Linked DNA regions of Homo sapiens: region 2 is linked to region 1. A link is a loop called in an ENCODE intact Hi-C map of the cell type or tissue named here. Cell type or tissue: heart right ventricle. All regions are shown on one strand. Each heading gives the region's core, and the rest is flanking DNA. Links, peaks and the distances in the headings are about the cores only.

What was found. Hi-C counts contacts between places; a loop is a spot of excess contacts. Peaks named below come from ENCODE experiments on the same cell type or tissue, not always from the same donor. Only the 100,000 strongest peaks of a DNase experiment are listed, where the experiment ranks them.
Region 2: it touches region 1 in a loop (11-fold over the local background); 1 of 110 quality-filtered maps calls a loop at or near these places.

What each region holds. Positions count from the first base shown.
Region 1 is chr10:91,584,259-91,588,661 of GRCh38, reverse strand. All of the region lies in intron 1 of HECTD2-AS1 (HECTD2 antisense RNA 1), which reads left to right. Among named protein-coding and RNA genes, the nearest start is that of HECTD2-AS1, 25 kb to the left of the region's middle. In heart right ventricle, for the core only: no CTCF peak of the experiment used is centred there; no DNase peak of the experiment used is centred there; H3K27ac peaks cover 1,978 bases.
Region 2 is chr10:91,659,181-91,663,583 of GRCh38, reverse strand. No RefSeq gene overlaps it. Among named protein-coding and RNA genes, the nearest start is that of PPP1R3C, 28 kb to the right of the region's middle. In heart right ventricle, for the core only: no CTCF peak of the experiment used is centred there; no DNase peak of the experiment used is centred there.

The DNA of each region.
Region 1 (4,403 bases), core at 124-4,123:
TGGGGCTGAAAATGGAAAACACACAGATGTACATAAAACACGCTGAAAAGAAATTAACATGGACCCACTTGTGGGTAAGGATTGATTGCATAATGTGATGTCATCCTGTTGGATGTCAGCTAGCCAGGGAAACCCATAACTGGGTCATGACTATTGGTGTCGGGGGAGATGTTTCCCCTCTAGATTCTGGGGGAAGAATAAGAGGGCCGTGATGAGTCATAGGGAGCAGTGGGCTGGGAGGCTTCTTCATAGAGTAATTTGAGGATTAACTATGAAGAGATGCATAAAGGGTTCAGCACGGTACCTGCCCAGTAAGGGGTAGTTCTGTTTTCATCCCTAAAGATGGATGATTCTGGCTGAGGACTTATTTGCTTCTCTGTTTCACTGACTCCCACTAGTTTTCTTATATTTATCTCATGGGAGATGACAGGAGATGACTCATACCAAGTAGCAAAAAGAGCCAGCACGCTGGCTCCGGTAAAATGTTGTGTGGGGCAGTAAGGAGCTAATAATAATAATAAGGTATAACAGCTACGGCTTCACTTAATTTACACTTTTTATGTCCCAGCCAATGGGCTAAAAGTTTAGGTGTGTTACCTCAGTCATTTGTATGAGGTTGGAACTATTTTTGTTTTGCTTAACAGATAAGAAACAACCATTCAATCCTATGAGAAAGGAACTATTTTTACTCCTGTTTTACAAAGGAAAAAACAAAACTTGGAGTGGTCAAGTGGCTTGCCCAAGGTTACTTAGCCGGTAAGGGGCACAGCCAGAATTCCAGCTGTGGCACGTGATCTGACTCCAGAGATCAGGTGTGAAAATACTTCCTGTACTGCCTCTCAGGAGGCTGGACATGAGGGCTAAATAAATTAGAGGTGGTGGAGTTTTGGTGACTGTCAGTCTCATGTTGTCTCTAGCCCCTTTGTTTTGTTAACCAGATATAGACAACACATGTCTAGTAAGAATATTGTCACAGACTAAAGAGAATGGGTTTTACAAGAAGACACCTGGGGCAGCATAAATGATTGCCATAGCCATGACAATCCAATGAAGTGAATTTCCAAGCAATAAGTGTTCTGTGCTCATACCACCTTGCACCTGAAAAGCATGCATTGCATTATGTGTATTCAATTAAATAAAAAAAATAAAAAATATACTGGCTCAGTGCCTGGCAAAAAGTAGGCACTTAATTGTAAGATACTCTCATCTGTACCTTTATTTCCCTAATGCCTAACACAGTGCTTAGCAAGTAGTAGGTGCTTAATACATATAGTTTTTTTTTTTTTTACTAGTAGCACTTAGTACTTAATAAAAATGACTATCAATGTTCCATGCTAAACATTTCAAGACAGTATCACTTCTGCCCCTTATGCTCATTCAATGAAGTTGTGGTTAATAACCCCATTTAGCAATATGATTTCCTTTAATGGAAGGAAAAACAGGCATATGGAGGTTAAATACTTAGGATACCGAGCTGTCAAGCTGGTAAGTGGCAGAGCCAGGGGTTTAAGTGAATGGGTTATCAGAATCTCCTTTGATGGTTCCCATAGTGACCAGAGGAGATGAGTGTCTGTCATTCTCTAGGTTATCTGTGGGCCATAGCCGGAAGCTTACTGTTTCTTAGATTCTTATTTCTTAAAAAAAATTGTGCCATCTTAGCTTTCTACTATATCTATGGTTAATTCAATCTAAATTAATGTTTGAAGCCATTGACAAGTTTCATTACTTAAATCATGCTCTCCCCCAATCTTTGTATTATCTTGATGCTTCAGAAAGATGCACCATGTTTGTCCTGTGGCTTCCCATTCTCCTGGCAGACCACCAGAGACATGCGCATTCTAGGTTGAACATGGGGCTGGGGGAACCTGGGAAGCTTCCTGGGAGAAGTGAGTTCTGAACTAGAATTTAACTGGCTGGCAGAGGGAAAACTGGGACCTGGATCTTACAGCTCTTCTTCCATGCATTCCCCGCTCCTTACCCCAAATCTGTTCACACTTTATCCCTTGGTAATGGTAGAGCAGAGTGGAGGCTCAGTACAGAGCTTGGAATATATGAGATTGTCAGTGGCAAATAAATGAATGAATGACTGAGTGGATGGATGAAGTCTGGTCAGTGATGGGCATCAGCATCCCCTTGGAAAGGCCAATGGCCTGAGAGAAGCCAAGGTGGGGCTTTATATTGTGAAGGGCTACCTGGAGGAGGAGGCTACAGCCACCAAGGACACCTTAACCTTACCACCTCCACTTCTAGGTTTTAAGCTATTATTGATGCTGCTGTGATCACTAAATGTCAGTCAGTGAGGGAGCATCTTGTGCCACTAGAACTGGGCACTCATAATCAATTGGGAAGGTAATTTAGAGGGCCCTAGAGATTTTCTAGTCTATTCTTCCCATTTTATAGATTAGGAAATTGAGGCATAGAGAGGGAAAATGAATGATCCAAGGCCACATGGCTTGGTGAAACTGTTCATTGCATATTCAATAGCCATTTCTTGCTCCTTATTCCTTCCCAGCAGAACCCCAGTTTTGATTGATATTGGGCTTCCATGGTTTGATGGAAGACCTTACCCCTCTCTGTCCCTAGAGAATAAATCTTGGTTAGTTTGAGCCAATCATAATCATTTTATCCTCTTTGCCAGGGACTGGTTTGGGATGAGCATGTGGTTGAATTCTAACCAATGAAACATGAAGTGGGGGACTTTGGGGAAAGTTTTCCCCCATCTTAAAGAGCAGTGACAGTAAGGGCTACACAATCTTAGTCTCTATGGTTTTAGAGTTTGCTGAATGAGGACAGGGTGCTTGATGTACTTGCAACCAAAAGAGTCACACCGAGGACAAATGCCGACACACTGTGGTTGGCCAATTTGCATGATGAAAAGAACCTGAATCCATGGTGGTGTCACTGAGCCACTGAATTAACTAGCTCTGGAAATGTTCTACCTCTGGACTTCTTATCAAATGAGACAGCAAAATGTCTTTATTGTTTAAAATAGTTGACTTGAGCTTTCTATGATCAGTCACCCAATGCATCCTTATTGATACATATCACCAGGTAGGATCAGATTCCCAAATCAGTGTTTAGATGGCCCTTTGAAGTGGCTGGAGTGATCTCTGAGACCACCAGGAAGCAATAGCAGAAGTAAAGTGTTTGGGATTATCCATTGGGTTGCGTCTCGATTGCTCCTGTAGAATATTAGAGGCTCCCAGGAAGATCCCACAGACTAGCCTTGGATTTGGACATAAACTTTGTAATCAGTAGAATTAGGGTTGGCTTCTATATTTTAATGTTAAATATGATTTTTGCTTATTTATTTACTTATTTATTTTTGAGATAGCCCATGAGGCAGGAAACACAAAACAATGATTTTTACCCTCAAGGCTTTATTTTGTCACATAACACTAGTTGTGGAAGTTCCATGAAGACATTAAGGACTCGGACTCCTTACACATTATTTCCATGGTGTAGCCCTCACCCTCATGTGCAAGATGGCTGCTAGAGATCCACCATCACATCTATGTCCCAGACAGCCAAATAGGAAAGGTGGGAAGAATGTTACCCCTCCTTTGTTTAAAGGTTGCAATAAGATTATGTTGTTTTCTGAACTGCTCCTCCTCATTTCTTCTCCCCTCTTTTCTTTCTCCCTCATCCCCAAATGCCAACACAGGGGCTCAAAGAAGAGCCTCCTACATTTCAGGTTAGTCTTTTGATATGTAAGTGCTCAATAAATGTTTGTTTCTGATGATGAGGGGAACAAATGACTCCCTTTGCATTCCAGGTTCTGGGGCAGGGCTGACGCTCCCCAGTGTCTTGCAGAGCCGGGCAGGAAATGACAGAATGGACATAACAGTTTGGTATAAGAAAAATGAGAAGTGGGCTAGGCGTGGTGGCTCCCTTCTATAATCCCAGAACTCTGGGAGGCTGAGGTGGGTGGATCACCTGAGGAGTTTGAGACCAGCCTGGCCAACATGGTGAAAGCCCATCTCTACTAAGAATACAAAAATTAGCTGGTCATGGTGGCATGCACCTGTAGTCCCAGCTACTTGGGAGGCTGAGGCAGGAGAAATGATTGAATCTGGGAAGGAGGCTGCAGTAAGCAGAGATCACACCACTGCACTCCAGCCTGGGCAACAAGAGCGAGACTCCATCTCAAAAAGGAAAAAAAAGAAAGAGAGAAAAATGAGGAGTGGTAGCAACCCTCCTGAAAGGAGGTACTGTTATTCAGCTGCTGCCAATTGTTGTCAAGAGGGAATACAAGTTCCATGTTGTCAACTCTTCCATTATTCAACAGAAGCTGAAAATCTATATTTTAATGTTAAATATGATTTTTACTTATTTATTTTTGAGGTAGGGTCTGGCTCTGTCACCCAGAATGGAATGCAGTGGCATGATCTTGGCTCACTGCG
Region 2 (4,403 bases), core at 289-4,288, 75 kb before region 1:
CATTTCCATCTTTACCTGAATATTATCATTGAAAAATTATATTTGTTTATCCCCCCACCCTACTAGAATATAAGCTCCTTGAGGACAGGGACTTTGTTCACTTTATTCTTCACTCTGTCTTCAGAATCTAGAATTGTGACTGACACATAGTAGATACTCTACATAAATAGTTGTTGAATGAATAAGAAAAAAACTAGATCTGAATATCATTCAAACCAAGAATTCCATAACTTAGGGTATGGTGGGTGGCTTTGGAAATCCAGCATTGAAGACAATGAGGTGCTATTAGACAACGCACTTCTACCTGAAGGAAGCCCCAAACTTAGTTGCCAAGCAACCACTATTAGCATATAAACAAATATTAAAGCACACATCATAAATAAAATAGCTAACAAGGCAGTTTTTCTATACCCAACCAGGCATTTTCTTGTTATTGTTCAATATACTTGAGTCAAAAAGAGAGATGCAACTAGTTATTTCTTGCTATAAAAGAAAAAAAGGCCACAAGTTGTTTATTGCCAAGAAGAATAACTCAATTGCAATTTAGTATTTGGAAAGTGTCCATCTAAGCAAGCCAGAATTTTCATTGATTTTTCTTTTCTTTTTTAGTTTTTCTTTTAATTAAAGACTATTTTTCAGAACTGGTTTAGGTTTACAGAAAGTACAGAGAGTTCCCATATACCCCATTCCACTTTCAGTTCCCCCTATTATCAACATCTTGCATTGGTGTGGTACATTTGTTACAAATGAAAATCAATAGAGATATGTTATTATTAACTAAAATCCATAGTTTACATTAGGATTTGCTCTGTGTGATGTACAGTTCTATGGGTTTTACTAAGTGACAATGTAATTCACTGCCCTAAAAATCTGCTGTGCTCTAACTCCCTTTCCTTCTGTACACCCCTGGCAACCACTGATCTTTTTATCACCTCTATACTGTAGTTTGGTTTTCATTTTACTAATTAAAAAAGTGGTCCTCGTAAATGGGAGAGGAGTTGAAGAGAAGTAAATGACAAAAAACTGAAGGCGTTCTGTCCATGTAATTCTCCATTGTATCTTCTGTATCTAGAATAGTGACTCAGGGATAACTCAATATAACCTGTTTACATTTTAACGTATATCCTTACATATGTGATTACATATATGTATATATATACACACACACATATATGATCATATATATTCTTATATGAGGGGTCTTTAAAAAATCATGGAAAATGTATATTATGAAAAAACCATGGATGCATTTCAAAATGTTTTTGCACTAAAATAAAATCACAGTAAATTGTTGCAGTATGTCTGAACAGCATCTAGCTTGAGGCATTAAGAAGGATAAGACATTAATTTGAAATGACTCCCTATCAGAACAGATGATTTCTACAAAAATTGAAGCAAGAACAAACGCCAAATTTATAGTGAAGCTTGGGTGGAAAAATGGTGAAATTACTGATGCTTTATGAAAAATTAATGGGAACAATGCCCAAAACAAATTATTAGTTTACAAATGGATAATTCATTTTAAGAAGGAATGAGACTGTTGAAGTCACGTGAAGCCCACGTGACTGACCATCCATATCAATTTGTGAGAAAAAGATTAATATTGTTCATGCAGTAATTGAAGAGGACTGATGATTAACACCAGAAAATAGCCAATACCATAGGCATTTCAACTGGTTCAGCTTAAACACTTCTGACTCAAGAATTAAAGTTGGGCAAACTTCCGCTCAATGGTGCCAAAACCACTGTCCCCAGATCAGCTGCAGACAAGAACAGACCTTTCAATGGAAATTTTAAACAAGTGGGATCAAGATCCCGACGCATTTCTTCAAAGAATTGTAACAGGAGATGAAATATGGCTTTACCAGTATGATCCTGAAGACAAAGCACAATTGAAACAATGGCTACCAAGAGGTGGAAGTTGTCCAGTCAAAGCACAAGTGGATCAGTCAAGAGCATAGGTCATGGCAGAAGTTTTTTGGGATACTCAAGGCATTTTTCTTGTTGACTTTCTGGAGGGCCAAAGAATGATAACATTTGCTTATTATGAGATTGTTCTGAGAAAGCCAAAGACTTGGCAGAAAAACACCTGGAAAGGTTTCACCGGAGAGTCTTTCTCCACCATGACAATGCTCTTGCTCATTTCTCTCATCAAACAAGGGCAATTTTTTGGGAGTTTTTGTGGGAAATCATTAGGCATCCACCTTACAGTACTGATTTGACTCCTTCTGACTTATTTATGTTTTCTAATCTTGGAAAGATCTTTAAAGGGCACCCACTTTTCTTCAGTTAATTATTTAAAAAAAAAAACACATTGACATTGTTAAATTCCCAGTTCTTTAAGGATGGACTATATGGCTGGTATCATTGCTTATAGAGTATCTTAACCTTGATGGAGCTTATGTTCAGAAATACAGTTTATATTTTCTATTTTTATCTTTTAATTTCATTTTCCACTAACATTTTCTTTTCTTTTCTTTTTTAAGAGACAGGGTCTCACTATGTTGCCCAGGCTGGTCTCAAATGATCCACCCACCTCTGCCTCTCCAGTAGCTGGGATTACAGGTACACACCACTGCACCCAGATTCCGTGAACTTTTTGGAGTCCCCTCATGCATACAGTCTAATATGTATGAAAAGATAATCCACTTATACCAAGATTTTTAAAATGTTAAATATATTTTGGACATCCTGCTAGGCACTTCATACATACCGTTTTCAAATCTTCACCCTGTCCCCTAAACCCTGTCAAAACTGAGAAATTACAGTTAAGCTCAAGGTACTTTTTAACTTCCTGTTGGAATTTATAATCTAATAATAACAACAATAATAATGGACATTTGTAGTTTGCAAAAAAATTCTCACATAAATGATCTTATGCTCACACCAATCTTTTGAATTATTATTTGCCAGGCATGGTGGCTCATGCCTGTAATTCCAGCACTTTGGGAGGCTGAGGCAGGTGGATCATTTGAGCCCAGGAGTTTGAGACCAGCCTGGCTAACATGGCAAAATTCCATCTCTACAAAAAATACAAAAATTAGCCAGGCATGGTGGAATGCACCTGTGGTCCCAGCTACATGAGAGGCTGAGGTGGGAAGATTGCTTGAGCCTGGAGGCAGAAGTTGTTGTGAGCTGAGATCATGCCACTGTACTCCAGGTTGGGTGACAGAATGAGACTCTGTCTCAAATAAAATAAAATAAAATAAAAAATGGAATAATTTTTAACTTTATTTCGCTGTGAGCTTAAGTGGCTTGTCCTGGAAACAGATCCAGTTTTAAGTTTTCTGTCGCCAAATCCTGCACCCTTGCATTATTGATTAACACAGCTTGTGGCAAACCAAAACTTTTTTTCCCCCTTGTCTCAATGTTTAACCATGTCAACTGCATTTTAAACTTGTGCAGTTGTTTAAGTTCAGTAATGTGCATACTTTTCTTTCAATGAACATTCAAAAATATTTACTTAGCAGCTATGATTCTCCTGGGAGCTTTGTTTACATTGATAAATAAGACATATTTTGTCTTTGCTCTTGTGGGGCCTAAAGTCTGTTCAGTTTACATTCATTTGGTTGTCTAAGTTACAGTGGTGAAGGCTTTTTTGAGTTCCTTTTCACCATTAAGCTATTAGATTCACTTTTGTACCATTTGCACATTTGGAAAACATATTTTATGTTTTCATGGAAGTCTTGGATCTTTATGTCAAGTCCTTTATTTTCTTTCTTGATGGATTTAAAGAAGAAAGCTAAAGATGGAGTTCTGTTTGGGCAAGGTTGCTCAACAAGTTTTGTAGCTGCCTAACATTTCTTTGTCTTGTTCATAAGGATATCATGAAAGACTTTATCAAATGATATTCCAAACATGTAGGTCACTGTAGACATCAGGAAAAACTGTCACATGTCAGTTTTTCCTGATGTCTAGTGGTTAAATGCAGGGATTCTGGAGCCCAGATCCAAATCATGGCCCTACCAGCTATTAGCTGTATGATCTCTGGCATGTTACTTGATTTCTCTGTGCCTCAGTTTTCTATGTTTATAAATATATTTATACATTTGAAGTTTATTAATTAATTGTAAATTGATAAATCTCAGTAAATCTGAAAGTCTAAACAAAATAGATGATTTTCTAGGAAAATATAAATGAGTAAAATTGGTACAGGAAGATATATAAAAAACTCAGATACACCAAAAATGACAGAAGAAATGCAAAAGATTGTTAAAATTTTCTTTTTAAGGAAACAAAAACCTACTTAAATTGTTTACAATGGAATTCCATCTAATCTTCAAGGAAGAGTTAATTTCTGTGTTAGTCAAATTATTTCAGACTCTGAAAAGGTATGGAAAGTTCCTCAATTAATAATATGAAACAAGCATAACTTTAATATTAAAACCTAATATATATATATC